Linked DNA regions of Homo sapiens: region 1 is linked to region 2. A link is a loop called in an ENCODE intact Hi-C map of the cell type or tissue named here. Cell type or tissue: endothelial cell of umbilical vein. All regions are shown on one strand. Links, peaks and the distances in the headings refer to the core of each region. The heading gives the core; the rest is flanking DNA.

Region 1 (16,345 bases), core at 3,560-11,559, 190 kb before region 2:
CAAAATGCTGAGATTGCAGGCATGAGCCACTGTGCCTGGCCGAGGGTGCCTATTACTTTAAACCCTCACCAAGAGAGTAGCATCAATTTTTTTCTAATATAAGTAAAAACTGGTGTCATTGTTTTACTTTGCATTTATTTTCTCATAAGTTAGGTTGAGTATCTTTTAGAGTTTTAGGCTCATTTGAATTTTCTATTCTGTTAACTATAGCTTTTGTAAAACTTTTAATTATCTTTTCTATTGTTTTATGATAATTATTTCTAAATTAGGGAGATTAGTTCCTTGACTACAATGAGCCCCCTCATTTGCCATTTGTCCTTTGACTTTGGTATTGTAGCTTTTGCTATGTAAATATTTTTAATTTTATATGATAAAATATATTAATTTTTTTTTCTTTGCTTAGAGCTAAGAAAGGCTTCCCCATTTCAGGATTATTTTAAAATTATCTCATTTTTTCTTCTAATTCTTTGTGATTTTATTGCTTGCATTTAAGACTTTACAGTATCCAGAATTTGGGCCAGGCACTGGTGGGTCACACCCATAATCCCAGCACTTTGAGAAGCCGAGGCAGGCACATCACTTGAGGCCAGGAGTTCAAGAGCAGCCTGGCCAACATGATGAAAACCTGTCTCTACTAAAAATACAAAAATTAGCTGGGCGTGGTATTGCGCACCTGTAATCCCAGCTACTCAGGAAGCTGAGGCAGGAGAATTACTTGAACCCAGGAGGCGGATGTTGCAGTAAGCCAAGATGGCTTCCAGCCTGGGTGAGAGAGGAAGACTCTGTCTCCAAAACCAAACTAGCAAAAATGTATCTGGAATTTATCCTAGTATAATATATGAATAGTATCTAATTTATTTTTTTCTAGGTGGCTACCCATTTGTCCTACCACCATTTATTAAATAATCCATCTTTTTCTCAGGAATTTAAATCCTACCTTTAATATATAGTAAATGTCAATTTGTATTGGGGTCTGTTTTTTTGTATTGATTTGTCTATTCATGTGCCAATATATCATACTGTTTTAACTTTACAACTTTATGTTTTAATATCTGAAATGGCTTATCACTCTTATTTTCAGAAACTCCCTTGCTTTTTTGTTGTTGTTATTTGTTTTTTGTTGTTGTTGTTTTTTTGAAATGGAGTTTTTGCTCTGTCACCCAGGCTGGAGTGCAGTGGCTCACTGCAACCTTTGCTTTATGGACTCAACCAATTCTCCTGCCTTAGCCTCCTGAGTAGCTGGGACTACAGGTGCACGCCACCATGCCTGGCTAATTTTTAAGTTTTTAGTAGAAACGGAGTTTCACCATGTTGGCCAGGCTGGTTGCTGTCTGTTTAGTTTTTAATATGAACTTTAGAATCTGCCAATTTCCAACAAAACCTGGTTGGTATTTTTATTGGGATTGTATTAAATTAATAGATGAATTTAGAAAGAATTAACATCTACGTGATGTTTTGTCTTCCTGCAAACGTGATGTACCCTCCCATTTGTTTACATTTTTTTGTTTCTCTCAGTAGTGTGTTTAAAGTTTTCTTCATATAAATCATGCCCATTTCCTGTTAGGTTTGTTCTTAGATTGTTTATCTTTTTTTATTGCTACTATAGAGTTTTTTTTTCCATTATGTTTACTCATCTACTTTTTTTTTTTTGGTAAGAAATGGGGGTCTTACTATGTTGCCCAGGCTGAGCTCATCCTCCCACCTGGGCTTCCCAAAATGCTGAGTGACTGTTTTCAGTATTCTTTTTCTTTTTCAGACAGGGTCTTGCTCTGTCACCCAGGCTGGAGTGCAGTGGCGCGGTCTCGGCTCACTGCAACCTCCACCTCCCGGATTCAAGGGATCCTCCTGCCTCAGCCTCCTGAGTAGCTGGGACGACAGGCACCTGCCATCATGTCTGGCTAATTTTTGTATTTTAGTAGAGACGGGGTTTCACCATGTTGGCCAGGCTGGTCTCGAGCTCCTGACCTCAGGTGATCCGCCTACCTTGGCCTCCCAAAGTGCTGAGATTACAGGCATGAGCCACCGTGCCTGGCCCCAGTGTTCTTATTTTTACAGATGAGTAGACTGACACTGAGAGAGGTGACTCACTCAAAATCTCACCAAGAGTTATGGCAGAGATGGAACTTGACCCTAGGTCTTCTGATTATACCCTCTACACCAACTTGGAGATAGAAACCGTCCTCTCTTTAACATACACTTTGGTGACAGATACCTATGATGGCTCTCACATGTTTGTTCCTTCTTAGAGCTTAAAGGAACCTCAAAAATGATCTAGCCCATTCTCGTTTTAGTCATGAGGAGAATGGCGCAGTATTATCAAAGAGCAGACTGAAATTCACAGGTGCAAGGGGGAAAATAGATTTCTATGTGCTCCTGTCATCTTTGACCAATTCCTTTTTCATGAGAGCAGCTTCAAAATGTGAGGGAGGCTTCTCTACATTGGAGCTGGAAATCATAACTTGCAGCCTGGATTTACACTTTAATTGGTAATGCTATTTTATTCATGCTGCTGAATTTTTTCATGAAACTGAAATTACCAGGACGGTTTCTATTTTACATACTTGTTTAAAATACTGCATTTTGCTCTGCTACTATAAAATGCACAACAGAAAGTTGTTGGCTTTTTTCTTCTTTTTTGGTTTCAGCACATTTCATTTTATTTTAAAGTAATTGTAGTTTCTGCTGACTACCATCTTCTATTTTTTCAAGGAACCCAAGAATGGAAAGGTGGCCAGTTATTACTCTCAGGGACCTGCAGAGGGAGCTCAGTGGTTTGTTTGTTTATTTTTTTCTCCAATGCCTGTGGGTCCATTGGTTAATGTGGGAGAGCTTAGAACTATGTCATCATCAGCTTGCTGCTTATCAACTATGTATTTTTGAGGAGTCAAGGTAATTGTTCCTTTCCCTACAGCTTCACTATATAATGGATTACCACTCTGGGACCGGGTTCAGTGCATAGGTAGTTTTAGTCAAATGTACTCTGCAGTGCTTCTGAAAACCTCTGGAAAATCTCCCTTCTAGGGATGGACCACAATACATCTTCTGGCTTGGGTGCTGGGGAAATGTGGTATTAGACCAGGAAGCCCCAGAAACAAAGAAGCTTCCTACTGGGCCTGGGGATGATCATCTTTTCCTTCTTTCTTTCTTTCTTTCGTTCTTTTCCTTCCTTTCTTCCTTTCCTTCCTTCCTTCCTTTCCTTCCTTTCTTTTTCTTCTTTCTTTCTTTCTTTCTTTCTTTCTTTCTTTCTTTCTTTCTTTCTTCCTTTCCTCCTCCTCTTCCTTCTTCTTCTCCCTCTCCTTCTTCCTTCTTTCTTCTTTTCTTTTTTTTTTTTTTTTGAGATGGAGTCTTGCTCTGTCACCCAGGCTGGAGTGCAGTGGCATGATCTTGGCTCACTGCAACCTCTGCCTCCCAGATTCAAGTGATTCTCCTATCTCAGCCTCCCAAGTAGCTGGGACTACAGGTGCCCACCACCACACTGGGTTAATTTCTGTACTTTTAGTAGAGATGAGGTTTCACCATGTTAGACAGGCTGGTCCCGAACTCCTGACCTCAGGCAATCCACCTGCCTTGGCTTCCCAAAGTGCTGGGATTATAGGCGTGAAACACCACGCCCAGTCTTTTTCTTTTTTTAAAAAATAATAAATTAGGCTGAGGGTGATGGCTCACATCTGTAATCTCAGCACTTTGGGAGGCTGAGGTGGGAGGATCACTTGAGCCCAGGAGGCAGAGGTTGCAGTAAGCTGAGATCGTGCCACTGTATTCTACCCTGGGTGACAGAACAAGGCCCTGTCTCGAAAACAAATAAATAATTTCATTTGCATTTCCTTAGACTGATTTTTTTCTTGGTAAAATGTTTTCCCACTGAGTGAGGTCCCCTTAGCATCTCAACAATGAAAAGTAACAGAAGTCGTAACAGATAAAAAGCTAACATCAATTTAAAGAGCAGCATTTTATTTTTTACTGTTTAGAGACGGGGTCTCACTATGTTGCCCAGGCTGAGCTCCAACTTCTGGCCTCAAGCGATCCTCCACACTCAGCCTCCTGAGTTACAGGTGTGAGCCACTGCGCCTGGCCCAAGAGCAGCATTTTAAATCAAGGGGCACTACAATTGCAAAGCGTTCTGATCTGTTGATCTACGTAGTGCTTTTGTAAGAGGTGCTGAGAAGCCAAGGTTCTACAGAAGTGAGGAAGATATTTTTTAAAACAGTGATCTCACTGAAAAAAATCCCCCAGGTTTCCCTCCCAAAAAGCTGAAGGTATTTCCTGAGGGTGAAGTCAAACCTAAAAGGGCTATCATCCTAGTCAGACTGTGGTTCAGACTTAGGCAAAGTGAGATGAAAAATGTTCTTTCAGCAGGAATCATTTTCTGAATCTGTTATGCAGGATGATTTCATTCAAATGGGACTACCAATTTTCCAATTAAAACGTGAGACTAGAAAAGTAATATTGTAGGTGCACATTTCCTATGTGGTACAGACTTTATTTTATTTCGGTAATGGGTACGGATGCGGCACAGCCTTGATTAAACACTGAGGAACTCAATGAAGGATCTAAATTAGTTGCAGTAGAATAATTCCTGGGGCCTTTGTTAGCATGCATGAACTTATTTATGAACCAGGGAAGCCTTATTCTCGGAGGTAGAATTTTTGTAATCTTGCCAGAGGAGGCGTTTATGGTTTATATCTATGTCAAAGGCAACGTTATTGTTGTGATCTTTGTTTAACAACCTCCACCACAACAAAAAGCACCAGAACAGTATGGTGGAAGAGGCTGATTAAATTTTTAAGTTAATGTCCTTGAATTCAAGGTTGCATGACCTAAAAGCATGGCATTTGTCACATGTCTAGGTGCTCAGTAAACATATGTTGAATGAATTAAATGAATTACTTTTGTCTCCCACTATGAACTGTACACCTGGGCCCATTTCCTGAGATGACATAAAGGAAACACCTATGCGTCTCTACAGGTTATTGAGTGTCTTCTTGGGCTGGACTCAGAAAACAAAGGGTAAGCAGCTGACCCAGGGCGGCTCAGATAGCTGCCAAGAGACACAGCTGGAGACGTGGGGCTTGCGGGAAAAAACCTGGCTGGCTTGGGTGCTGGGGAAATGTAGCGTTAGACCAGGAAGCCCCAGAAACAAAGAAGCTTCCTGCCGGGCCAGGGGACGATCATCTTCTTTCTTCTTCTTTTTAAAAAAATAATACATTAATTAGGCCAGATGCGGTGGCTCATGTCTGTAATCCCAGCACTTTGGGAGGCTGAGGTGGGAGGATCGCTTGAGCCCAGGAGTTTGAGACCAGCCTGGGCAACATGGAGAAACCCCATTTCTACTTACTAAAAATACAAAAAATTAGCCAGGCACGGTGGCCTACACCTATAGTCCCAGCTACTCAGGAGGCCAAGGGAAGAGGACCACCTGAGCTACAGAAGTGGAGGCTGCAGTGAGCCATGATTGTGCCACTGCACTCCATCCTGGGTGATGGGAGAGAGACACTGTCTCAAAAATAAATAAATAAATAAAATTAATTAATTAATTCTCCCAGCTTTATTAAGGTATAACTGACAAAAATTGTATATGTTACAGTACATAATATGATGTTTTGAACTACACATACATTGTAAAATGGCTAAATTCAGCTAATGTACATATCCATTCCCTAACATATTTATCATTTTAAAAAATAATTTATTTTTTATTTTTACTTTTGAGGCATGGTCTCCCTCTGTCACTCAGGCTGGAGTGCAGTGGCACGGTCATGGCTCACTGCAGCCTTGACCTTCTGGGCTCAAGTGATCTTCCCACCTCAGCTTCCAGAGCAGCAGGGACCACAGGTATGCACCAGCATGCGAGGCTAATTTTTTTACTTTTTGAAGAGATGGTGTTTCACTATGTTGCCCAGGCTGGTCTTGAACTCCTGGGCTCAAATGATCCTCCCTGCTTGGCCTCCCAAAGTGCTGGGATTATAGGCATGAGCCACCACACATGGCCTTAATAAGGTACTTTTTTTTGTGAGGAGAACATTAAAGATCTACTCTCAGTAATTTTCAAGTATAGGCTACATTAGCTACATTGTTATTAACTGTAGTCTTCATGCTGTACAATAAATCTCCAGAACTCTTTCATTCAGTCTAACTGAAATTTTGTACCCTTTGACTAACCTCTCCCCATTCCCAGCCAAGACCATCTCCTTCCTTCTGACCCTGACTTCCACCCCCACCCACCCCCATCCAGCTACATCGATTTCTTTACTTTTGAAATTGTGTGTTATTTGTTTCAAATCTCAGGAGTAATGTGTGTTCCTTGTGAAAATAAAAACTAAAGCACAAAGGAGAAAGTTACCCATAATCCTGGTACCCAGGGCAGAGATCATGCATATTTTAGTGTATGACGCTTTCGTGCTTGTGCCTAAATATGCCTGTGTATAAATATGACTTTTATACGAGCATACATGTGTGTTTTTACAATATTAGGATGTATGATACGTATTGTTTCACATGGTTAGTGTTATTAAAACACAGTGTTTCTTAGAACATGTGTTTTATGCCTCCATAACCTAACCAATGCATGTGACATGTGGTTCTGGAGACTAACTCCATCAGATCAAATGGTGGCTCTTGGCTCTTCTATTTGATCGTTAGGTGACTTCAGGCAAATTACTAATTTCCGTGTACTTTTAGTTTTCTTTTCTTTCTCTTTTTTAATTTAAAAATGTTAATCCCATTATTTACTTAATGAGTTTCCTTATCTCTAAAATGAGAAAGATAATATCTATCTCACATTGTTGTAATGGAGATTAAAATATGTTAATCGGTAAAGTGTTTAGAACATCGCCTGGCACGTAGTGGACTCTTAATAAATATTATCATTTACCACTAATATTAGTAATATGAGCAATAGCATGAGGAGTAATTTAACAACTCTCTTAATTGTGGGATATTCAGGTCTCAGGTTTCTGATACTATAAATAATTCATTAGAACATCCTTGTAGACAAATTTCTGCACACATATCAGTATTTCCTCCAAGTATAATTGCTGGGAGTGCATATTTAAAAGTTTTGGTCCATTTTGCAAACTGTGCTCTGGAAAATTTGCACCATTTCACTTTACAGTCAACATTGAAAAGATGACAATGTACTTCCTTCAGCACTAAAGATTGTTATTTAAAAATCTGTATGTGAATTCATTTTTTCTTTAATTAGAAGAGAATTATTTTCATATGTTTATAATCAGTTGTATTAAATCTTTTGTGGGTTGCCTCCTTTTCCATGAATTGAATTAAATTGAACACATAAGTTTAATCTATTTATATTTTATATATTGTTATAATTCAGTGTATATTTTATATAACCCACATTTATTGTAATTTAAACACTTTATTTCTACCATATTATTTTGTGTTTTCTGTTTACTATATATATACATTTTCTTTTTTTCTTATTTTGTTCTTTTCTGCTTTCTACTGGAATGATTATGTTTTCTTCTTCCTTTTCTTACTTACTTGACTGCTTCTTGGGAAGGTATATATTCTGTTATTCTACTTCTATTCTTCTGTGGCTCTGTGGCTACTTTTCAATTTTTAACTTTGTTCCTGAATTAACAAATTCTTTACTTGTTTTTTTTTTTTTTTTTTTTTTTTTTTGAGACAGAGTCTCGCTCTGTTGCCCAGGCTGGAGTGCAGTGGCACAATCTCAGCTCACTGCAACCTCCACCTCCCAGGGGTGAAGCGATTCCCATGCCTCAGCCTCTTGAGTAATGGGGATTACAGGTGTGTACCATGACACCTGGCTAATTTTTGTATTTTTAGTAGAGATGGGGTTTCGCCATGTTGGTTAGGCTGGTCTCGAACTCCTGACCTCAGTTGATCCACCACCTCAGCCTCCCAAAGTGCTGGGATTACAGTTGTGAGCCACCGACTTTACTCAGTTGTTCTTTCTGCCTTTCTCTTGCACAATACACAGTTCTTGGAATGTTTAACTCCCTATCCCTCCAACTCTCCTCGATCAAACATGTCATTGTTATCTAGTATTTTATTTCACTTTTGTACCTCATTCCGAAACACTGTTATCATTCTTGTATAGCTGTTCCTTATTTAGATTTTTCTGAATGCTTACCAGTTTCATTGCTTACCATTGCTTTTACATCTTGTTTGTTTCTTCTGGGTTTGTTTCTTCCGACATTTAAAGAAATCAAAAGAATTTAAAGAAATCCTTTAAGTGCTCATTCAGTGAGAGTTAATGGGCTAAATACTCTCGGTCTTGGTTTGTCTTAAAATATATATATTTTTTCTTTTTTTTTTTTTGAGACGGAATTTTGCTCTGTCACCCAGGCTGGAGTGCAGTGGTATGATCTCAGCTCATTGCAACCTCTGTCTCCTGGGTTCAAGTGATTCTTCTGCCTCAGCCTCCCGAGTAGCTGGGATTACAGGTGTGTGCCACCACACCTGGCTAATTTTTGTATTTTTAGTAGAGATGGGGTTTCACCATGTTGGCCAGGCTGATCTTGAACTCCTGACCTTAGGAGATCTGCCACCTTGGCCTCCCAGAGTGCTGGGATTACAGGCGTGAGCCACCATGCCCAGCCTGAAAATATTTTTAAGTTTCCCTCACACTTGAACAATGATGGTAGAAATCTAGATTAAGAGCTGTATTCTTTCAGCACTCCAAAAATATTATCCCATTGCATTTTGGTTTTTATTGCTGCTATTAGAATATATTTACTATTAGCTTAAAGAATGCCCTCTCTGGTGGTGGCTTTTAAGATCTTCTCTTTGTCTTGTGTTTTGCATTTGTATCTTGATATATTCAGATGTGAACTTGTTTATTTTTCTTACAAGGTGTTGTACTTCCTGAATCCACAGATTCATGTCTTTGATAAATTCCAGAAAATTTATCTCTCTAAAAATACTGGCTGTCTTTATTCACTTAATTCTCTTTCTGCAACTTGTATTACATGTATTTAGATATTTTCATTTTATCCGAATATCTCTTTCTTAAAAATATATTTTATTGATGTAAAAATTCACATAAAATTAACCATTTAAAAGTGAAATTCAGTGAAATTTAGTACAATCACAATGTTATGTAACCACCACCTCTATCTAGTAATAACTATTTTCATCATTCTGAAAGAAAGCCTTATACACATTAAGCAATTGGTCTCCATTCTCTCATCCCCCTAGAACCTGACAACCAGCAATTTGCTTTATGTCTCTATGGATTTACATATTCTGAGTGTTTTTGCATTTTTTTATCTGTGTGCCACATGTTGTATGACTTCTTCAAATTTACTTCCCAGTTCACTGATTCTCTAATCAGCTGTGTCTAAATCAGGTGATACCTAGCTGCTGAGTTTTTCATTTCAATTACTAAATTTGTTTCTGTTTTGTTTTGTTTTAGAGATAGAGTCTTACTTTGTCACCATGGCTGGAGTGCAGTGACACAATCATAGCTCACTGCAGTCTTTCATTTTTCTTTTTTTTTCTTTTTTCTTTCTTTTACTATTATTATTACCATTTTTTGATACAAGGTCTGGCTCTAGTGTCCAGGCGGGAGTACAGCGGTGCTATCTTGGCTCACTGCAACCTCCACCTCCTGGGCTCAAGCCAATCTCCCACCTCAGCCTCCTAAGTAGCTGGGACTACAGGCGTGCATCACCATGCCTGGCTATTTTTTTGTATTTTTAGTAGAGATGGGGTTTCACCACATTGCCCAGGCTGGTCTCAAACTTGTGAGCTCAAGTGATCCATCGGTCTTGGCCTCCCAAAATGTTGGGATTACAGGCATGAGCCACTGCACCCAGCCACTCACTGCAGTCTTGAACTCCTGAGCTTAAGCAGTCCTTCTTCCTCAGATCCCCAAGTAACTGTGACTACAGATGCATGCTACTATGCTAGCTAATTTAAAAAAATATTTTAGAGATGGAGACTTGTTATGTTGCTTAGGCTGGTCTTGAACTCCTGGCCTCAAGCAATTCTCCCACTTTGACTTCCTAAAGTTCTGGGATTGCAGGCATGAACTGCCCTGCCTGACTGGATTTTTATTTTTATTTTTTAAATTTTTGTTTATTTCTTATTTTTACCTGATTTCATTTTTGATAATGTTACATTATTTTCTTATGCTTTGATTTCCTTTCTTTCTGACATTAGTCATGTCAAATACTCTTAGTTTATAATTTATAAGATTATCCAATTTTCTGAAGTCCTTGGGTTCTAATACTATTGTTTGTTATGTCTGCTGGTTCTTAATCATGGTGGATTATTTCCTCAGGCATTTTAGAGGTTTTGATTGTGAGCTCATCCTCTGTGAAAATCTCGTGCAGCCTGAGTTCAGTGCCCTGGGGGTTTTTATTGGCTGGAACCATTTTCATATTATTTTCTTGGCTTTTCGTGAACCATGCTGATAGTGTGAATTTGAACCCAAATTTGAATGAAGTGCAGTTATCAATTTCCAGGAAGGACTTTTTTTTCTGACTCCCAGTGCAGTAAGTAACACAAAAGCTCTCTTATAATGCCACTGTGATATTACATGGATATTTATCTAGTCTAATCTTTTATTGAGATTGTTGTTCTTTAAGTGTTCCTACTTGCTGTGGGAGTCTTCTTTACTTGCATGAGATGAAAACTCTGCCTTCTATCTTATCAGGAATACTAAAACCCAAGCCCCAAGGTTACTGAGGCTGATGATTTCTGGGCAGTCACAGTATCAGCTCACTCGCTCACTGCTCTGGTATTCAGCTCACTCTTTAAGCTGCATTTAAAATAATGTTTATCCTACATTATTCCATACTGCCGGATGTTTGTAATGGTTTGGTTTTCAAACCATCTCATTAAAAATGGAAGTTCCCCCCTTTTGGTTCCATTGCAGCTGACATAATGTTTCCTGTAGGATGGAACTGGAGCTTCAAGAACCACCTATGCCTTCTCCCCAAAGACTTGAAAGCCCAAATTTAGATGTGGTCTTCCTGGATTCTTATAATGAATGGAGGGTCTTCACGTAGCACAGAGAGCACAGCTCTTGCTGGAGCTGTGCAATGTGGTAGCCTTGGGTAAAGGTTCAAAGGCACAGCTCAGGACATACTGTACAGAGACTCGATGTGGTGCCACCAAATTGCTAAGAGGCAAGATAAAGCAATGGCAGACAGACCTGTCTGAGCCCCAGGGTTTTGAAATGAGCCCCAACCTTCTGGAAGTAGAAGGCCTGGAGGAAATGGTACAGATTCAAGGTGGCTCTTGGCCTTGGAAAGGTGAGTTTTTATTAAATAGTTTATATAGTCTGCCTTGTGTTGGATACTGGCTGAAAGATGCAGCCAGGGTGTTACCAGACTAACACAGGGGACTGTGTTACTCTGTTTTCCTTTGTTATAAAGGAACACCAGAGGCTGAGTAATTTATACAGAAAAGCTGTTTATTTGGCTCGTGGTTCTGCAGGCTATATAAGCATGGCACCAGCATGTGAATTAACAGAGTGAGAACTCACTCATTACCATGAGGAGGACACTAAGCCATTCATGAGGGATCCTTCCTAATGATGCAAACACTCCCCACTAAGCCCCACCACCAACATTGGAGGTCACATTTCAACGTGACATTTGGAGGGGACAAACATCAACACTACATCTGGAATGTTCACCTTCTAGTCAAAAGCAGCCAGAAAAACAGTGGTTCTGAATTTGAGTATAAAATGTCTCAATTAATAGGAATATCTGTCATAGATGTTATGCTGGTTTTGTATATTGAAAATAATGACCATTAGAGCTTGCAAAACAACAAACCCCACTTGTCCTAGATCAACCAATGAAGTTAGCAGGGCAAACTTACTATGAAAAAGGTCATATGCCAGCCGGGCGTGATGGCTCACGCCTGTAATCCCAACACTTTGGGAGACCAAGGCAAGTGGATCACTTGAGGTCAGGAGTTCCAGACCAGCCTGGCCAACATGGTGAAATCCCATCTCTACTAAAAATACAAAACTTATCTGGGCTTGGTGGCACACGCCTGTAGTCCCAGATTCTCAGGAGGCTTGAGGCAGGAGATTCGCTTGAACCCAGGAGGCAGAGGCTGCAGTGAGCCGAGATTGCACTACTGCACTCCAGCCCGGGCGACAGAGCAAGATTCTATTTTGAATTAGTGCCATGGAAACTTCTTGAACTGTAGAGAAATGCTTATTAAGCAGTTTAAAGGTTGAAATGGAAGACAGTTTTAAGAATAAAGAGATAGTTTAAGCAAAAAAATATAGGTCTCCAGACCTCTTAGTCAATGTACCTAGTCAGTTCCTTAGAGTGACAAGTATTTTTATTAATTTCATTACAGAGAGCCTGGAATTAACTGAATCAGATCAAGCTTTGGGAATAAGTGATACCCAGAAATAAATAACTGATGCAGTACATTTTCCAATAGCTCATTGACTGGGGGCAGAGGCTCTTTTATATAATTAAAGTATGTAGGTGAGCCTAGGATTACCCAGAAATGTACTGGTGACAAGTGTGGCAGCTATCTCATTATTTAATCTACCCGAAATGAATGTGCACAACTTCATGTCATTTCCTGGCCTCAGGTGCTGTGAAAAAAACGTGCCACTCTTTAAGATCTAAGTTTCCCTTCCTGAATAAACAGCTAGACCTCCTTTCCCAGACTTCCTTGTGTAACTGAAATTCAGGTTCAGTCACTTGCTGCTTGCAGAGTCCAATGAACAGGGGTGAGGTCTGGTGTAAAGAAAGTGACGTTATTCTAAGGCTTAGCTTAGGGGAAGATGTACTGGCTCCTGCCTTTAAGGGTACTGCTTCCCTTTGTGTGCAGAAAGCAGGGCTTTTAAACAGGAACCTGGCATGAGCAGCACACAGGGGAGGGAGCGATCAGGTGCAAGGTCTACATGACTCACTGTGTCGCCTTATCTACTGAGTGGTCCAGCTGGTGCCATCCTGGGCAGAGCTAGGTTGTAAGGTGGCCATTGTCTCGAGATACTCTCCAGGTGGGAGCGAGTTCCATCGTGGACATGCTTTAGGTTGCAGATTGAGTGTTGTCTCTTGAGGTGATCTCCTGGTGAGAGAGAGTCATGGCTCTGGAGCTTCTAAGTAAGCAGGCAGTTAGAGCCTCTGGGAGTATCATGTAGGGAGCATCTGGTGAAGGGAAGCTGAGGGTTTTCATTGCATTTCTAAAGAACTAAGTGAGAAGTGGGGAACAAGGAACAAGGAGGAAAGAGAAAAGAAGAAAAAAGTAATTAACAAAATAACTTTGTTCTCTTTGTCTTGAAGAAATAGGGGTATGTGTTTATACCTGGAGTTCAGTATGATCATATGACTGAGTGCTTATGAATGGACTATGAGCAGCCGTGTGTGTCTGTCATTTCCAGGTCTGGCCTACAAAAACTTTGCAGGCCAGGCGTGGTGGATCATGCCTGTAATCCCAGAGCTTTGGGAGGCCAAGGCAGGTGGATCACGAGCTCAAGAGCTCTAGACCATCCTGGCCAACATGGTGAAGCCCCGTCTCTACTAAAAATACAAAAATTAGCTTGGCATAATGGCAGGTGCCTGTAGTCCCAGCTACTGGGGAGGCTGAGGCAGGAGAATTGCTTGAACCCAGAAGGTGGAGGTTGCAGTGAGCCGAGATCGCGCCACTGCACTCCAGCCTGGTGAAAAAGCGAGACTCCATCTCAAAAAAAAAAAAAAAAAAAAAAAAGCAGCAAAAAAAAAAAAAAACAAACTTTGCAGGCATGCTCAGACATGCTCGTTTCCTCTTCTGGATGATTGAGGTGGCAACCCTCAGGAAAGCTACATGTTAAGGAGGACTACCATCAGCCGCAATCTTGGTTCTCGTATGACTACATGGGGTAGAGTTGCCCACCCAACCCTCTGTGAGCTGTTATATTTCTATGGTGTTGAGCTACTGCACATTTGGGCCTATTTTGTTATCTCAGCCTAACCTCCCTGAACTAATGCATAGTATAACCAGGATGCCAAGGATATTAGAGGTCCTGTGAGCCCCTGTGTGTGTGACTCCCAGTAGAATTATTTTTCCTCGTTCTTTGATGAAAGATGCTGTAGCACATCCCTGGCCATCACCCAGAGCCTGGCACCTGTGCTCCCTGTCCTTGCCATCTACCGCAGCCCAGTCGCCAACCAGCCTTTGTCTAAATGTGACTGGCGATTTTAGACACCTGATGATTCAAATCCCTGGGCATCTGAAACTGGCCCATGTGTTCCCCTGCCACACCCTCCTAGAGCGCTGGGTTTGACTGAGTGATTTTTAGAGGAGAAAAAACACGATTTTCATATTAAAATAAACATTCATGGGTAGAAGGCAAAACTGGATGAATTTCAAAGACCAAGCATAAGACTTCAAAGAGATTTCAAGCTTGCATTTGCAGTTCTGGATCGAGCCCTTGGACCTCCCCTGGGGCACTCGTTCACTGTGTTTTGGGTTGTCAGAACTGCACTTTATTTATTGTTATTCTAAGGGTTTTTAGGTTTTAATCCAATAGCCAAATATTTTCTTTCAATACAGTGCAGACACCTAATTCAAGTGTTGTTAAATATTATTAGAACATCAGATCATTTGTTATTGGTTTCTTTTTTCTTCCCATATCACCACACCCCCCAAAAAAAGAAGGGAAGAAAGAAATTTACTACCCTAGAATATAAACTATGAAGTAGATTTTAGATGTGAGTCTCCCAGCCCACATGGGGAAGAACCAGGCTCCCTTTTAGTCTGTGGCTTCAGAAGCCCCCTCCCCTCCCCACAATGCACTCCCAGCTCCCCAAGCCCCCACATTTCAGGAAGATGGGAGTAATCCTTCAGGCCCACAGGCCACTGGATTTCTTCACCCTCAACCTAGACAAGTCTTGAGTCTGTGTTGGAATCATGAGCAACCTGGTCGTCTTGGACAGAATGGCCAACTTCTGCTCTGAGCAGTCTTGTGTTTAATGCCTGTACTGGGCACGATTTTTTTCTCCAAAAGTTCATATCTTCTCCTGGTAGTCAGTGTATCTTCAGCTAACATCTACTCAGGGAGAAAATAATCTCCTCAGGAGCTGCCAGCTGATTTGCAAAGAACTTCTCATTTCCTGAGAGTCAACCTTCCATCAGCAGCTCATTTCAGATTCACAGTCCACACTCCCCTCACTGCACTCAGTCCTGCTTTGTGGCGTCCTCTGGGATTACTGGGCATGTGCTTACTCAACTTGGGGCCACAGTCTTCTGAGTGAGGAAAATACACCCAGGGTCAGATTTGCTTCTGGAGAGGTCTAGGGCAAAGCTGGTGGAGATGGGCCAGCACCAACAAGAGGTCCCGGAGGCAACGCCTTGGCTTGCACTCCCTGAGGACTGGGAGTTGCTGCCAATATCAGAGGAGCTGGGGCGGAGTCTCTGTGCCAGATCCCAGGGGTGAGTGCTCCACCTAGAAGGCAGGGGAGGGGGTGGTCAGGACCATGTGCAGAAATGGAGGGCAAATGGGAGAGGCTGAAAAGACAAGGACTGGAGACAAATGGAGATGCTGGGATCTTGCCCAGGGTAGGTCAGCCTGTCTATAGCCTGGAGCTCTGAGAGCAAAGCAGCAATATTTGCAATGAGAATCTCCTGATTTTTTTAAAAAAATACTTATTTTGACTAGGTAGTATATCCAGAGGGAAAACAGTGCTTGGCACTGTGGCACACGCCTGTAGTCCCAGCACTTTGGGAGGCTGAGGTGGGAGGGTCACTTGAGCCCAGGAATTCAAGACCAACCTCGGGAACATAGTGAGACCCCCATCTCTACAAAAATTAAAACAAATCAGCAAGGCATCGTGGTGCACCTGTAGTCGCAGCTACTTGGGAGGCTGAGGTAGGAGGATCATTTAAGCCCAGGAGTTAGAGGCTGCAGTGAGCCATGATCATGCCACTATACTCCAGCCTGGGAAACACAAGACCCTGTCTCAAAAAAAAAAAAAATTCTCCAAAGTGGACAAAAGGGCCTACTTTCACCTTATCCCCATGACACTCAGTTTTCTTCCCACAAAGCCACACTTCTTCTAGCTTCTCATTTATTGTTCTATAGTTTATGCATGTATAAGCATATGTGTTTGCATTATTTATTGGTTTATCTGTTTATATTTCAAAAATGGCACATTCTGTACAACTTTTCATTATTATGCTTTTGGCTGCAAGAAACTGAAAATCGCTATTAAAATAACTTAGCCTTTATTTGATGTAACAATAAGTTGAGAGGTGGGTGGTTCCAGGGTTGGGTTGAAACACACCTTGCATCTTAGAATCCTCTTACAGGGGTGGATTTCCTTCCCTTGGCTCTAGGCCACAGCCTTCTGGGAGTGCAAAATCCTCCCTGCATCATTTCACTTCCTGAGAGGTTGAGAGC
Region 2 (16,345 bases), core at 2,921-10,920:
GCCATGGCTGCAGCGGCTCTATTTCCGTCCACCAGTGAAGTGGGGTTGGAGCTGGCTGAGCTTTTTGATGGGGCTGGCTTTTGTGGCTTTTGTGTGTCTCTCACCCAGGCCAGCATTACCATCAGCCCCCGTAGAAGCAGTGGTGGGTGTATCCGTCTGACCAATCCGTCTTACGCCTTATCATCAAAGGGAAGACTTAGGAAGAAAGATGTTCTCATGTAGGAATAAACAGGGCGGCTCTCCCTCTTTTGCTCGTAGGTAGGTTTCTGCCCATTTTCATTCTTCTTTGTGGGTACTCTTGTTTTGTGCAGTTTACACTGGAGGAAGTTGCTGCTGTTGATTCAGGTACTATAGCAGGATTTGGGTGTGGACATCCTTGGCTGAGAGATGCAAAAACTTTTCCCCAAGATCTACTGGGAAGAAATTTGATTCATAAAAGTTTCATAAGGAGGCCGGGTGTGGTGGCTCATGGCTGTAATCCCAGCACTTTGGAAGGCAGAGGCGGGTGGATTACCTGAGTTTAGGAGTTCGAGACCAGCCTGGCCAACATGGTGAAACCCTGTCTCTGCAAAAAAATACAAAAAATTAGCCAGGCGTGGTGGCATATGCCTGTATTCCCAGCAACTCGAGAGGCTGAGGCAGGAGAATCGCTTGAACCCAGGAGGTGGAGGTTGCAGGCAGTCGAGATCATGCCACTGCACTCCAGCCTGGGCAACAAGAGTGAAACTCTATCTCAAAAAAAAAAAGACTTTCATAAGGAAAAGAGAACTCTGGGCTTGTGTAGTGAATTGGGTGTGTATGATTGATCAGTGTGTTGTTTTCTCGTCATGAACCCAAAGAGTTAAAATCTATTTTTGGTTGCTAGTTAACTGCCCCGGGGTGGCTGCCCTGGCAGTTGCTGTTTCGATGGCTTCCGCTGAATTGTATCATGACTGTGTTGATTAAAGATCTCACTCTCTCCTAGAGCAGAAGGTATGTCTACAAGATGAAAGCAGGGGCGTGTCCTAAGATTAAGCTGGATATTGGTGGTTTCTCTTTTTAGAAACATGAAGCAGTCATTGCAGCTCCCAGGTCTGTATTTTTTTTGTCCGCACTCCTTCCGCCTGCTGTTTGTAGGTGAGTGGGACAAGGGGAAGGTGGACAGTGTTAATCATGTCACTGCTTAAGCACCGTGCCACATGCTCTTCTACCAGAGGCAGCCATCGAAGGGTGAGGTCCTCAGGGTTCCACCACATCATTTAGAGTCAGAGCCACACCCACTTTCTAGGTGAATAGAATGGAGAGTAATTTCAGGCAGAGCCATCCCTGTGTCCCCTCTTTCTGTGCAGGTTCTGTGCTGTGTCCATCGCCATGGTCTGGTTTGGTGGGGGGACCACGGGAGGAGGAGGTGTCAGACTGACCTCTAGGGAGACCTAGTCACAAATAGAGCTCTCTGTTGTCCTGCAGTGCTGGGTCCTGCCACCACCATGGTTCCAGTGGTTGAGCTTTGCTGAAGCCCAGGCATCATGTACAGTGTAGAAGACCTCCTGATCTCTCATGGATACAAGCTGTCAAGAGACCCCCCAGCATCACGCGAGGATAACCCCAAGGGGCGCCAGGCAGCGAGGACTGGGACACGAGCAGGCCAGGGCCTGCAGAACGGGCATGAGGATGGCCCTGCGGCCCTCGCACATCGTAAGACGTCCGCGGGGAAAGGACATGTGAGTGACTCCGAAAGCCGCCGCAGCACACCGAGAGGCCACGGGGAGCCCCAGAGCACTTCTGCTTCCAGAACCTCGGAGGCGGGGTAAGTTTCACTGTGAACCCACCGTTTTCTTTTGACTCAGGAGTTTGGCGGTGGGTGATGTGTAGGTAAACTCTTTCAAATCTATATTTGGCCAGGGCCAAGGAGGGAGAAATGGTATTAGACACAAGAACACTTTTTTTGCTTTTTGTTTTGTTTTGTTTTTGAGACGGAGTCTTGCTCTGTCGTCCAGGCTGGAGTACAATTGTGCAATCTCGGCTCACTGCAACCGTCTCCAGGGTTCAAGCAATTCTCCTGCCTCAGCCTTCTGAGTAGCTGGGATTACAGGCATGTGCCACCACACCTGGCTAATTTTTGTATTTTTAGTAGAGACGGGGTTTCACCATGTTAGTCAGGCTGGTCTCGAACTCCTGACCTCGTGATCTGCCCGCCTAGGCCTCCCAAAGTGCTGGGATTAGTGAGCCACTGCACCCGGCCACCTTTTTTAGAGACAAGGTCTCACTCTGTTGCCCAGGCTGGAGTGCAGTGGTGCAGTCATAACTCACTGCAGCCTTGACCTCCTGGGCTCAAGTGATTCTCCCACCTCAGCCTCTCGAATAGCTGGGCCAGGTGCACACAACCACACCTGGCTAATTTTTATTTTTTGTAAAGACAGAGTCTCACTGTGTTGCCCAGGCTGATCTCTAACTCCTGGCCTCATGCAGTCCTCCCACCTCAGCCTCCCAGAGCACTGGGATTAGAGTCATGAGCCACCACACCCAGCCCAAGATCACTTGTTTCCACTGTGATATTCAGGGTGTTCCAGCAGCACTTAGCACAGGGCTTGGCCATAATGGGCCTTCAATAAATAGCAGTGAGTAAACACATTCTGTCATGCTAAATGCCATGTGTTAGGACTCTGCTTCTTGGTTCCCTTGTAATCTCTTCATCTTGCCTCAGATAGGAGTCATTTTAGAACTTTGTAAAAGCTATTTCACAACCACGCACCCATTCACAGTATATTTGGCTTTCTTATTAACACAATTCAATATTTTGCAGGTTACAGAGAGTGAAAAGGGCTCTGTATTCCCCTCCGTTTGTAAAACAAAACGTTTCTTCTGGTATATTCATATCATTCCATTGGCTTCTGACCTATCTTTTCCTTGCACGCACACTGGCCCTAATGTGGGCATCCCATCTGAATACAGCTGCATCTGTGGGTGTTTCCTTACAACAAAAAGAGAGGGCGGTTTAGCTAGGGGAACAGGATGGTAAAAAAGGAGAGAATTTCGGCAGCTTGCCACAGAGCCAGGCTGGGAGAGGAGCCCTGAAACCCTCTCCCAGGCGGTTTCCACCTGGAGGAAACCTTTGTCATCCCTTCCTAACACTGTGTTTGCCTTTAGTGCTGCACTGGGACCAGGCACAGATTGGGGAGGAAGAGCTCTGAGTCTACAGAGCGTGTTATGTAACTGCATGTCAGCAGTTAGATATGGACAAAGGACACAGACGGAATCAGGGACCTTTCTTTAAGAAAAACAAACAAACACACAAAACAGGCAAGTCTGATGGGAATGAACTCGCCTTCCATGGTTCGAGGTCACCCTTGCAGACAAAGGACCTTCCTTGTTGGTTGACAGTTTTCAGGCAAAAATGGGAAGGATTTTGTTTTTAGTCAGAGCACTTAACACATTATTGGAGAAAAGCAAAGGTGAGAGCCCTCGTTTCTGCCCAGCGTAGTAAAAGCAGGTTTAAGTTGCCAAGTCAGATGCTTCTCCAGCGAGGAGCAAGAGGAGTTAGCACTGATGGAGCCAGGCTCAGGGGGGAAAATCACAATGAAGAAGGGGCTGGAAGCTGTTTCTCTTTCACCTTGTGCTTCAGAACTCACACTTCTGTCGACTACTGTCAAGGCCTTCACTTTCTTGGCTGCCATTTTCCAGCATGGAGCTGGAAAAGGGGTCTTATGGGTGAGTTGTCTGAGGGTTCAGATAACCTTAGTGACTACCACACAAACGGGTGCTTGTTTTTGTTTTGTTTTTTCATTTAGTTTTCTGCTGAGTATATTTGTACCTTCCAACTTGGATATCAAGGTACTGAGATTGTACCTTGTCTCCTATTTCTTTTGTTTCTTGTACAGAGTCTTACAGTACAGGGCATATATGGTTATTTAATACATGCTCATGTGCTCAATTTATTCTTTCCCCAATTGTAGCAACTGTTGAAAAGCAGAACGGTCAGTTTCTAATGAAGTAAAGACAGGGCTATGGAATCCCTGCAGATGGACCATGTAGGTTACGTGGGGTCTCCCTCAAATTTGAGGGGCTGGATCAGAGTTGAGTCTCACGGTGGGAGGCAGGAGAATCCCCTTTAGAATTCTGTGTGGGCAGTGTGGCCGCCAACCTCATCCACAACTCGCTCAGGACTTTCTAGCCCCTTGTGTGGTAACAGGTTCCTGAGGACTACGGCATAATCAGATCTGCAAGCTGCCTTTGTTTCCATCCTGAGTGAAGGGCTCAGATAAGTGGCTTTGTGTAGCCCTGGGATGTTTTCATACAGATGACAGAGTTCTCGACAGATCTGGCCTCTTGTCCATGTTGTTGAGATTGGCCGATTCACTTAGATGGTGTAGAGTGGCTTTTGGATTGAAGGTTGGCTCCTAGGGTAGAAATAGCAAATGCATACATGTTTGCAGACATCCCTGCCAGTGCCCCAAGCTTCAGAGACTGGCTGCAAGGTTCCCTGGGTTGAAATGAAAGACTTTTTTTTTTTTTTAGGTGCCCAATAGAGAACTGAAAATTGGAGGGAAACAGAAAGGTAGGCATGAAGGAGAATTGTTTTTCCCCATCAGAAACAAAGTGCTTTGGGAAAAAGTAAATAGGTGTCAATAGTTAACAGCTTAAATTTAAAAAAAAAAAAAAAAGCCAATACTGCTATGGCTTATGTGAATTCTGAATCTGATGAATAAATGGTGCTGTCAGATCCCAGTCTTTGGTTACTCAAAAGCACAGCTGTGGTCTTGCTGCCTCCTCCATCCCACACAGTGACCTCTGCTGGGCTGGCCTCCCGGTCTAGGGGGTACCTGGGGCCCGGGATAGCCCTGTCCAACTTGAAGCCATCAGCGTGATTGGGAAGGGTCACGAGAGTTCCTCTTCTGCAGTTTCTTGGTTGAGGGCTGCCTTAAAGTGTGTCCCCACACTTTGAGCCAGTCCTCAACACCCCACTCATGTCCTGGGAAAGATGGAGATCAAGGTCATTTGGAAGGCCACAGGGGCTGAATGAAAATTTGTTTTATTCTGACAGAATAGTGGAGACCTAGGCATGTTGGCAATATTATTATCTTAGAACTGAAGAACATTGCATTCATCCAATGTGTGCTGCTGTAACAGGCTGGGTAATTTATGATGAATGGAAATTTATCAGTTCACAGTTCTAGAGGCTGGGAAATCCAGGGTCAAGGTGGTGGTATCTCATGAGGGCCTTCTTGCTGTGTCATCTCATGGTGGAAGGTGAGAGAGTGAGATCAAACAAGAGAGGGCTGAACTCATCCTTTTATAAGGGCACCAATCCCACCTAGGAGGGTGGAACCCTCATTACCTCATCACCTCTTAAAGGTCCCACCTCTTAATACTGTTACAATGGCAATTAAATTTCAACAGGAGTTTTAGACAGAATAAACATTTAAACCATAGCCAACACAAAGCCCAGAGGATGTCACTGGCCATCAATGGCTGCTCAGTGCAGCAATGGAGGGAGCCCAGCTTGAGCCACAACTTCCCCACCCCCCGGGCTGCCAGATGCCTTGGGGCTGCCACCCTGCAGCAGCACTGGGCCTGGCTGAGCTCTCCCCAGGTGAGGCCTGTTTTCGTTTGAAAGGAGCACTTGATTCTGTGAGCTCCTGGGGTTACCATCGCTGGATGGTCTTTTCTCAGTCCCTTGTCCTCCACCCTCCCCCTGGCATGCATGGACGTGTGACAGCTCTCAGAGCCCAGCTGTGTCCCTTTCCTGTCTGGGAGAGGCCTATAAAGACTGCATCCTGACCTGTCTACACGAGATAATGCACATAACACTGCTCTTCTGTGGATGTTGTAAAGGGAGCATACATGGAAGGCAGGATTATCCATCATCTGGGGCTTAGCTGGAATATCAGCATTGTCTGGTGAGAATGGTCAGGACTGTTCCTTACCCTGTAATGATTAGTATCAGTTTAGAACAGAGTTTCTGATTTAAAGACCAGCTCTATCTAGTAAAATTTTTTTACTTTTTTTTTTCTTTTTCCCTTTCTTACTCGAGGGACTTCTAGTAAAACTTTAAAAAAAACAAAACACAAACATGAAGCTTTGATGAGATTTTTGAGCATACAGGACACTTGTTTCCTAATGTGCTGAGGGGGCTGTTGCTTTGAGCTTTCACTATTAGCAGATCAAGTAGTACTGAGCATCTAGGACAGGAGAAGAATGACAATTCTGTTGGGGAGAAAGACAAAGGAGCATGTGAACTTGCTAAAAATCTCTTAGGTGCAAGTAGTGGAGAAGGACCAAGAGTTGGTTCTCCTTCATACATAGTTTATCTAAATTGATGAGTAGACAGTAATTGTTTTTTGAAGCTACATGTTAACGTGTTGGGCCATCATTCGTATGACTGGTAACTTTACCAGCGTTTAAAGCACAGCAGATGGACTGTGAAGCCTGACTGTGGGACCCCTGGCTCAGGGGCCCTCCTTGCCCCCAGGCTGAAGACTTCCTAGCAGTAAAGTTTCCCTCCTTCATAGATCCTTTGGGAGGCAGGAAGTGGAACCTACCTGAAAGGAAAGGGAGGGGTCGTTGTAAGGATTCATGGAGAGATTCACGGACCATTCATAGGAAATGGAGAAAAACTGGCTGGCCTCATTAGAAATGGAATGAGAAGGTGTCCCCCTGGATTGTGGGTTATTCCCCTGGGGACTCATTCATCTCTGTCCCCCATTGCCACCCATCTCTGCCTCCCATTGCCACCCATCTGTGCGTCTCCGGGTACTTGTTTTGCTCCTCTTCCCTTCCCTGACAGCTTCTGCTTCCCCGTACCTCTGGCTGGCAGAGACTTAGACTCCGCCCTTGCTCCCCTTGATGGCTTAGCTTCAGAACCCACTGCTGTCAACTGCCCGCATCTCTTAGTTGAAACTTTTGAAAAAATTGAGTTTCAGACAGCCGGTGGATGCTTGAGTACTGGGTTAGGGTGTCTCCCCGCTCCGATCAGAGGGGAGGGGCTGGACAAGGGAGAGGTAGGTTGGATGGGGAGGAGGGAATGACCAGGCATGGGTGCCTGAGCTTTCCCCACTGCAGGTGCTGCGGGTGAGGACAGTTTCCAGGCCACAGGGACTCCCTGTGTACCCCAAAACATGTTCTCTTCACAGACAATTTGACAAATAACACTAAAGACTTGGCATTTTCCCCTTTTTAAGTCGTTGACTCCATAGAGAGCTCATCTAGATGCTAGCCCGCTCCTAAATGGTCTCAGTTAACAGACTGTAGTGATGAAACTGGCTGTGGGCTTTGCATGAAAGGCACTGACGTGGTCCAGGAAAAGACTCACAGGCCATGTCCAAAGCTTGCCTGCTGAAACACACACACACACAAACACACACACACAGTAAGAGGAAGTAGGCAAAGAGGAAAAACTGTGTTATCTGCACATGGAGGAAACTGCATGCTTAAAATACAAGTAGCCAAAACTAAATAATACTTAACGACCATTAAAATATGTAAAAGGCTGTTATCAGGCACTCAGGGTTTCCTTAATGTGTTTCCTTTGAAATATTATAATCAGAGGAAGCTGTAAAATACACTTAACATAGCAGAGGTTTGAAGCTGAAAGTTATACCATAATTGGCTCTTCTCTGCATAGCCCCAGGAATTCTGGTAAGATTTTTTTGTTAGTTACCCATGAGAATAACTTGTAATTATCTCCTGTCATCAGCGGCAGTTGTAACTAATGAGAGACTTAGCAACCTAGGGAGAGTCTCTGATGTGGTGGTCTGGGGCCCTCATCTTGGGAGGTTTCTATTTGATCAGTAAACATCCATTCTAGATAGTGCTACTGGATATGGTAAACAGTTCATTTTCAGGGTCTTTTAAAGCTTCTCTTAAATCATATCCTGCTTATAAGGGTTTTCCAAAAACAGAGAATGCTTCAAGTTTAACATCTGTTTCTATGTTCCTCTTTCTTTTACAAACTTATGAATCCTCAAACACGATTTGCCTTTTCACTGCTTGTTTCCATACTAAGCATTAGCTGTTGGTATTTTGACCTTGTTACGAGGCAAAGCCTCTCTTTCTTGAGGGCTGGCATGCTCATGAACACCAGGAAGACACAGGCCGCCTCTTCCCTCACTGTCTTCTGTATGCCCTTCTCCTTGGTCTCGTTCGTAAGTGTGGAAACTTCCAGAAGCGCCTGGAAGCTGGTCCTGTCTCCTGCATGTGCCCCATGTAGCTTTTACCAGCACCAGTTTCCCCACTAAAAAGCAGGTTGTGTCCTTTGAACATGAGGCTTCTGGAGGTGCAGTGGTGTGGAGGTGCAGGCTTCTGGAGTGACAAGGAAGATCCAGCGGCAGCACTGCCGAGGGCCTCATGCATCTTGCTGGTTATGCCATCCCCAAGAGGAGAGTTGTTCGTGTGGAATTCTGCCTTCAGCTAGAGAACTGGATGAGTCTGAGAGCTAAGAAATGCCCCACAGAGAGACACCAAGGGTAGGAATGTGAGACGGGGGTCCAAAAGAGACCCGAGTGGGTCTTCTGGTCCAGCCGCTTTGCCTCAAAGATGGCTGTGCCTCTGCGTTCTCGACAAAGGACAGGTTGTGGACTGGGGGTGTCACTGGTGGGCCGCTGTGCAGCTATGGGGCCTGGGGCCTTTAGGCGGCCTCCCTAGGGTGTCATCACCAGAGACCCAGCTGCAGGGTCCTTCAGGCTCTCAGAAACCCATGACTAGTGACCACCTTTTCTGCTCCTCACAGCCCTCATCTTGGCTTCTGAAGAACCGTGGGTCGGAGGCACCGCGAATACTCCATAAATATTTGTTGAATAAATGAATAAGTAAATGAAAGCAAGAGTGGTGCTAGAAAAAGGCAAATGAGAACGAGGCTGGTCTTTCTCCATGTCTATCATGGCACTCTGTGGTTCACACTGGTGAAAGCAGTTTAACATGGTAAAAATCTGACATGCCCTTATTAAAGAGAAAATATGAAAATACTGAAATAATCTGCCTTACCTATTAGATACGCATGAGAGAGAATGGATTAGAGCTTCTCTTCCTGCCTTGTTTTAATAAATGAAATACTGGTTTGTTCTGCATCCGTATTGTGGAAATGGGTGTAGCTTCTTCATCAGAGACCAGCCATCCCCAGGAGGAGCAGCGTCTTGTGATGACAGTCAGCTACGTCACTCTTTCCTGGCATTGTGAAGGCCTGTTGATTACAGCTTAGACAAAGACAATGCCGATCTGAAATAATCATCACCTTCAGACAGACACTCGGTTCTTCACCCTTTCCTGTGTGCCACCCGCACCCCCTTCCCCAGGCGATCAAGCAAACAGAGCTTCAAGATAACCTACTCCATTGAGAATGTATTTTAATTGAGTTAATACCAAATGAAACAAGGGCTTCTTATGTGTCAGGCACTGTGCTAAACACTCTGAATGTATCATCTCATTTCATTCCTCCCAGGATACAAAAAGGAAGGCGTAGTCCGTCCCTGCAGTACAGATGAGGCATCAGAGGCAGGGGCAGTTAAGGACGCTGCCGACAGCGTTCCACTGGACAGCCGTGGTGTTGGCCTTTAAACCCACGCCGCCCCTCCAGTGCCCAGGGCAGCTGCTCACCACTCTCCTGGCAACGTTCCAACACTGCTCCCTGTTGGTGTGATGAGAAGCCAGAAACCACCCCTCTGCACGTGCCCCGAGCCTGGACTGTTCCGTTGACCCTGGGCAGCCGTCTTTGGGTGTCAACTGCAGGTTCATCCGGCTCCCCAAGGACTGGCCACAGACATTGTTTTCTCAGCCTATTTTTCTCCATCTATACCTTTTCTTCCTCAAGTTAGGGAATCCACAAGAAAGTGATGAATAACACTTTGAAGGTATTATCTCATTTCATCCCTCCCAGAAAACTCAAAAGGAAGGATTCTGTCCCTGCAGTACAGATGAGGCATCAGAAGCCGAGGCCGGTCCAGCTGCCCACCCATCAGGTGGGAAGGGCCTCACGTTGTGGGAGGGAACAGTGTCTGCCCTGCGTGCAGTCACCAGGACTTCTCCTAGTCACTCGGGTGGGGAACCATTTCTCTAGTGCTTCCTGTCCCTGCCTGTGACAACACCCTCAGGGGTGGCTTCCTGTAGGACCTGGGATGCTCCCAGGATGATCATTGATGTGGAGGGACAGGGTCCTCTATCAGTGGGATCCTAGCATGGGAGGGGCGTCAGCATCTGGCCCTCTAGGGAGTCTGCCTCCAAGTAAGGGCCACCCAGTGTGGCTTCTTGCCTTTACATTCATTAGAAGGCATCAGTGCGTCCTTGCCATGTTAATCAGTAAAAGGAGTGGGCTCATTTAAATAGCTGGCGTGAGTCGGGGGTTAGGGGTTTATGACCCAGCTTTCTTCCCTTAGAAGTGCAGTTGCAGGAAGGATGTTGTTCAGAGATACCCTGACTCCCAGTGAGAGGTTCTAGCACCTTCATCGGGGACACATTAGTACACGCAGCTGGCGGCTGCCCCAGGAGCCCTCACAAGCTCCACCTACCTTTTCTCCAGGTTATTGTTTTCCTTCTCCTTCCACATGGACCTATACCCTTCTTCCTTCATTTGTATCCCTTTGCTCCATCCTGCTTCTCTCTTCTCTCTTCTCTCTTTCTCTTTCTCTTTTCTTTTCTTTCTTTCTTTTTTTTTTTTTTTTTATTTTGAGACAGGGTCTCTCTCTGTCACCCAGGCGAGTGCAGTGGCACCATCTCAGCTCACTGCAGCCTTGACCTCCCAGGCTCAAGCAATCCTCCCGCTCATCTCGAGTAGCTAGGACCACAGGCACTCACCACCACATCTAGCTAATTTTTCTTTTTAAATTTTTTGTGGAGACTAGGTCTCCTTATGTTTCCCAGGCTGGTCTCTAACTCCTGGGCTCAAGCGATCCTCCTACCTCAGCGTCTCAAAGTGCTGGGATTACAGGCATGAACCTCCGTGCCGGCTCTCTCTTTGTCTTCGCTACCTGTAGGTTGGTCAGTGGTCCACATCAATGAGGCGCCCCCTTGCATGAGTAGTCTCCCAGCCCCTGATTTTGTTACGTGCATTAAACACTACTAGAATTACCATGACAGTTTCCAAGCTGGCGCCATCCTTCACATCAGCACCAGTTGTGAATTTACTAATTTATGAAAAGGAAGCAACAACCCCAAAACCCAGTCCCAGGGGTGGGGCCGGTGGACCGTGGCCTCCGACTTAACTTGTGTGTATAAAAGTTCTTTACTAGACCTTGCAAAATCAAAAGTCTACTGAAGCCCTAACCCAAAGATGATTCAGAAACCTGCTGGCAACCACAAAAGAGCAATTTGTGTCCATTTCTAGCCGTCAGAGTTTAAAAAATATTATGGTCTTGTGGCTGGCCAGGTTGGCACTGTAGTGGCAATGGCTTCCAACTTTTTTTTTTTTTTTTTTTTTAATTTTTCCATTCTGAGTTCATCTTTGTGGAAGCCAGACCCAAGCGCAGGAGTTCAAAGCCCATGCTGTGGAGGAACTGCGACTTCAGGGGCTTCCATCCAGGTCGATATCAGTGGGTGCCTTTCCAACATGCCTCCTACTTAATTTCCTCTGTGCACGTTGATAACTCAAGTGCCTTTGAATTGCTTTCCTGTGCCCCTTCTTCAAATGTCCAAATTTAGCATCACTTCTGAGTCCTCAAATTTATTATGCTTCCTCTTCCAGACCCATTATTTGTGTATTTTTTTTTAATAACAAAACTGTAACCTCCAGAAATAGTCCGCCAGGTACTTTATGTTTTAACTGAATCTGCACTGCCTGTCATCTAGAGTCATTCATTGTGACATCATAAAAAGCAGGCCTGACAATGCATTAGCAGTCTGACTGGGCATTTGTGGATTTTCTAGTTACCATTCTGCCAGCGCAACCTACAATTCTTGTTCAAATTGAACTTTGCTGAAGAGTAATATTCATCCATTATGTTTTCAGAGCAGTTTTCTCTTTTCTGACTGACCTTTAATTTTATGCTAACCTCTATACTTCAGTCTTCATCTTCTCCGGACCCCAGATTTCCCCTTTCCAAAATTAGCCCATTCGTTACCCTGTATCAGAGGGATATTTGCACGGGGTGGTATACTGAATAGACCAAATCATGCTGAAAAAAGAAATTGCAGGCTTCCAGGCCCAGAGAGCTTTCAGAGCAAATTCTGGAGCGGAACATGGCTGAGGCCATCACAGAAGCATGTTAGGCACCTGACAGCGGGGTTGGTGAATGTGAGTCGCTCTAAAGAGATGCCCAAAGCCCCTTCTGCCAACCAGAGGAGAACGCTGCTCCTGGCTCTTTCAGTGAGACCTACAGCCTTGGCGGTCAGTTTCTGTATCTGGATACCAATGCCTAGATACAGACGCCTCCGGAAGGGGAGGGGCTTTTGAAGGAACAGGCTAGGCCAGTGTGTCATGACCATCCACTGGTCTAGAACATGACACTAGGGTTGGAAAGCAATGGAAAGCAGCAGGCATCTGCTAGACTGCAGATCTGGGAACCAGGAAGGGATCGCTGGATAAAGGCATGGCTTTAATGGGGCCTCCCCAGCCCCACCCCAATGACCACAGCGAAGCATGGCTGACTGGACTTTGAGGGCCCCCACGGGAGGACCAGGCTCAGGATTTTGTTCATGGAGGAGGGAAGGGTAACTGTTTGTCTCACTTCCCACAGAACCCCCAGTTCATTAGGCAGGCAGCAAGCCTCTGGCTGATTTCTTAAGTTAATCCACACATCTATCCCGTGCTCCTGGGTATCAGGCCCAGTGCCAGGCTGCAGCTGCCTGGGTGATAACAAGTCAGTGTGGCTCATGAGGACCTTGGAGGCCACTGAGAAGATGGGGAATGTGAGCCAGTGGTTACAGGCATTCCAAATGTTGCATTTTTTTTGTTTTTTTTTTTTTGAGACGGAGTCCTGCTCTGTACTGCCCAGGCTGGAGTGCAGTGGTGCAATCTCAGCTCACTGCAACCTCCACCTCCTGGGTTCAAGCCATTCTCCTGCCTCGGTTTCCCAAGTAGCTGGGATTACAGGCACCCACTACCACGCCTGGCTAATTTTTTGTATTTTTAGTACAGACGGGGTTTCATTCACCGTGTTGGTCAGGCTGGTCTTGAACTACTGACTTCAGGTGATCCGTCCGCCTCAGCCTCCCAAAGTGCTGGGATTATAGGCGTGAGCCACTGTGCCCAGCCCAAATGTTGCTATTCTAAGGAGAATCACTTTTTAAAAGAAGGGTATCATTTTCCATTGTGGTTGAGAAGGAGTCATGTGAATGAACAGAACTGTCTCCTAATTTTTCTCATAATTAGCTGCTGCATATGCAGTGAATAGACTTGCTCATTTTCTGTTAAACATATTGTTTTTCACATGCTCATATTTCAGATGTTTCCCAAGCAGTTGCTAGTAGTTGTTTCGCTGGCCTCATCTCTCCTGAGATGAGAGATGGGGCTGTTGGCAAGTGTAACTTCTGTTTCATCTCCGTCCCGTTCACCCGGGAATTCTGTGTAAAGACCCTGCTTGTCCCATTGAACTCATGGACACAATTTGTCTGGGCGATCACATTCCACTTTGCTTTCCTTATCTTTTTCCCACCCTGTGTTAATGTGTTCAGCATGTTTTCCTAGAAGTGCCATTGTTAATGTCTTTTAAAATGTAAGATAATTAGTTTCATTTTTCTAAAAAGAAAAATTTGATCTCATTTCCTTAAACATATCAGAAAATATATTTTTGGCTTTGAAACCCTATGCAGCAGTACACATTTTAGCTGGTAATGGGCGTCCTATAGCGAAGCTACTAGAAGAGCCATTCTTGCTAACTTGTCTGAAGGAGAAATCTACCAGAGCGACCCCCATGGGGAGTCCGCTTGCACCTGTCAGAGCCCAGCCCTTGCTAGGTACAAAATAGATGTTTATTAATTAAATGGTTTATAGTTTTCTATGTCATGTGGACTGCGTTGCAAAGTAGATAATTTAAAATTTCCCGGATGACCTGTATTTTTATTAAATTGGAATTTTGGCACCTTGTGCAAACAGAAGGAAGTTTAACCCAAAATTCTTAGTTATTTTGGTTTGTTATATATGGCAGTTTTGACAAAGTTAAAGTGATAGTGTAACATTTTTGGGTGGAGAAGAAAACCAACCACGCTCCCTCTGTAGGAAGTGACAGGCTGTTTGTATTCTTGTCCTATTTCTGTCATTTTTTATCTGTCTTCTGATTATGCTCGTGGCGTGTACTTGCACAAGTAGCACCTTAGGATTTTAGCCCCTTCTCTAAGCACACTGTGAAACCCGAATATCAATTGAGAAAAACGCGTCAAAGCCACACGGTACGGTTTCCTCCCTAAAGTCATGCAATCCAGGAAAGCGTTCACAGGACTGTCAGGAATGAGAACGGTGCTTCATAAAAGCCTACTCACCATCAGCCTAAGAGCAGAGGTAAGAGGGTAGATTGTTTCTGATGCAAAGCACCAACCGCATACTTCCTAATGATTTCTTTTAGCCTTTCACAGTGGGGTGTAACAATTGTAATGCCTTATTACATGGTAGTTTTTAAGTCTTGCCCTTGGATTTTCTATAGAGTCTGGGAGCCTATAGACAGTAGGTGCTGAAGACTTTTCAGTGGTTCATGTTCTACAGCATTTCTCAGGCTACTGATGGGCGGTCACACAGGAGTCCCCAGGGGAGGACTCTGTGGCTTCTGGAGCTGCAAGCCTGGCTCAGCTAAAGTGGGGAGGGAGGGAGGAAAGGGGCTATGCAGAGGGGCCAGTGACGATGGCTTTCAAAATGACTAATCTGTGTCGAACCTGACCAGGAAGCAGTCTTCTCAGCATTCAAAACCCAAATGCTCAAAACATAATTTCAATGACAACAAAAGCAACACAGAAATTGTGACCTCCTACCGTGCCCGGTGTTAAGACAGTACAGGTCTTATACCATGTACAGGTCGTTAACACAGAAGCATTGAGGCTGCTCAGTGGCAAATGTCTTACCTCAGATTGATTTTGGATATTTTCTGGTTTTCCAGCCCATAACTAAGCTTTGCTGTAAATGACTGCCTAACAAGTTAACAGGGGGTAGAAGTAGATACAGAATTATTGTTATTATCATTATTATTATTATTATTATTATTATTGAGATGGAGTCTTGCTCTGTCGCCCAGGCTGGAGTGCAGTGGCATGGTCTCAGCTCACTGCAACCTCCTCCTCCCGGGTTCAAGCGATTCTCCCACCTCAGCCTCCCGGGTAGCTAGGATTACAGATGCCCGCCACCACACCCGGCCGATTTTTATATTTTTAGTAGAGACAGGGTTTCACTGTGTTGGCCAGGCTGGTCTCATACTTCTGACCTCAGGTGATCCACCCACCTCAGCCTCCAAAGCGCTAGGATAACAGGCATGAGCCACTGCACCCGGCCTTGGATACAGAGTTTGAGGGGCTATCCTTACCTTTTAAGGCAAAGAGGTAATTCCAAAATAAGAATAGTAGCAATAAAAATAGAAGTTTTTACCAGGGCTCCTGCCCACAGCCTTCTGCCTCTGTGATTGGAAGGGCTCTCCTGCAGCCCAGGCCCCAGCAGGGACTCTTCCAGGCTTCACGCACTGTTGCTGCATAGAACTGGTGGCCTTGCACCTCCCAGTTTCATGTTGTGTTCACTCTGCTGTGCCACCAGCTGAAAAGCAGACTGTGTTGCTGGAATCATTCGAAACCACAAAATGTATAATAACACCTAAGCACATGGGGAAAAAGAAATCGACCTCACTAGTAATCAAAGAAATGCAAATTAAAGTAGTGAGAAGTTATGGGGAAAAATAGTTGTAATAACTAGGGATGAAAAGGTTCAGCAAGACCGGCTCTCCTCTGCACGACAGGAGGGACTATAAATTGGATAGTTTATCTAAGGTCAGTTTGACAACATGCATCACACAACACCCCATGATCTACTCACTTCTTTTCTAAGGACTTACTCTAAATGATCTGAGACCTACATCACGTGTTTGTGAACAATAGTGTTTTTCAAAGTGTTTTAGAATAGAATCCACATCAATGTCCAACACTGGTAAAGGGTTAAGTAAATCCTGTGTGTGTGAGGGAATACAATTCATCCATGAACATTAAGCACCTGAGGGCGTTTTCATTACACTGGAAGAAGTAAAATGCAGGGTTAATTGAGCGTTTTAGGTTCACATTTCTTGGCTTAGAGCTCTTTCACAAATCCTTGCAGGCTGTGTAACTTGGGGAAATCATTTAACCTACCTGTGCCTCAGTTTTCTTATCTGTAAAAGCGGGAAGTAGTGGTAATTATAACGTTGAAATGAAATAATTCACTTGGCATGCTTAGCACCATGCATGGTACAGCATGGGTGCCCAGTAGATGTTAGTATTA

The links. Hi-C counts contacts between places; a loop is a spot of excess contacts. Peaks named below come from ENCODE experiments on the same cell type or tissue, not always from the same donor. Only the 100,000 strongest peaks of a DNase experiment are listed, where the experiment ranks them.
Region 1: a loop joins it to region 2, with 3 times the contacts of the local background. A loop is called at or near these places in 5 of 110 quality-filtered maps.

What each region holds. Positions count from the first base shown.
Region 1 is chr10:30,227,730-30,244,074 of GRCh38, reverse strand. It overlaps LOC101929279 (a long non-coding RNA gene), which reads right to left. Exons shown (of 3, transcript NR_120653.1): 3 at 11,385-13,158. Among named protein-coding and RNA genes, the nearest start is that of MTPAP, 110 kb to the left of the region's middle. RefSeq lists an enhancer at 12,877-13,016. In endothelial cell of umbilical vein, for the core only: no CTCF peak of the experiment used is centred there; no DNase peak of the experiment used is centred there.
Region 2 is chr10:30,032,973-30,049,317 of GRCh38, reverse strand. It overlaps JCAD (junctional cadherin 5 associated), which reads left to right. Exons shown (of 4, transcript NM_020848.4): 2 at 1,447-1,786. The coding sequence starts at 1,506. Among named protein-coding and RNA genes, the nearest start is that of JCAD, 18 kb to the left of the region's middle. RefSeq lists enhancers at 1,693-1,802, 1,813-1,872, 14,129-14,725 and a silencer at 5,135-5,407. In endothelial cell of umbilical vein, for the core only: no CTCF peak of the experiment used is centred there; DNase peaks (open chromatin) are centred at 5,737 and 7,367; H3K27ac peaks cover 3,124 bases.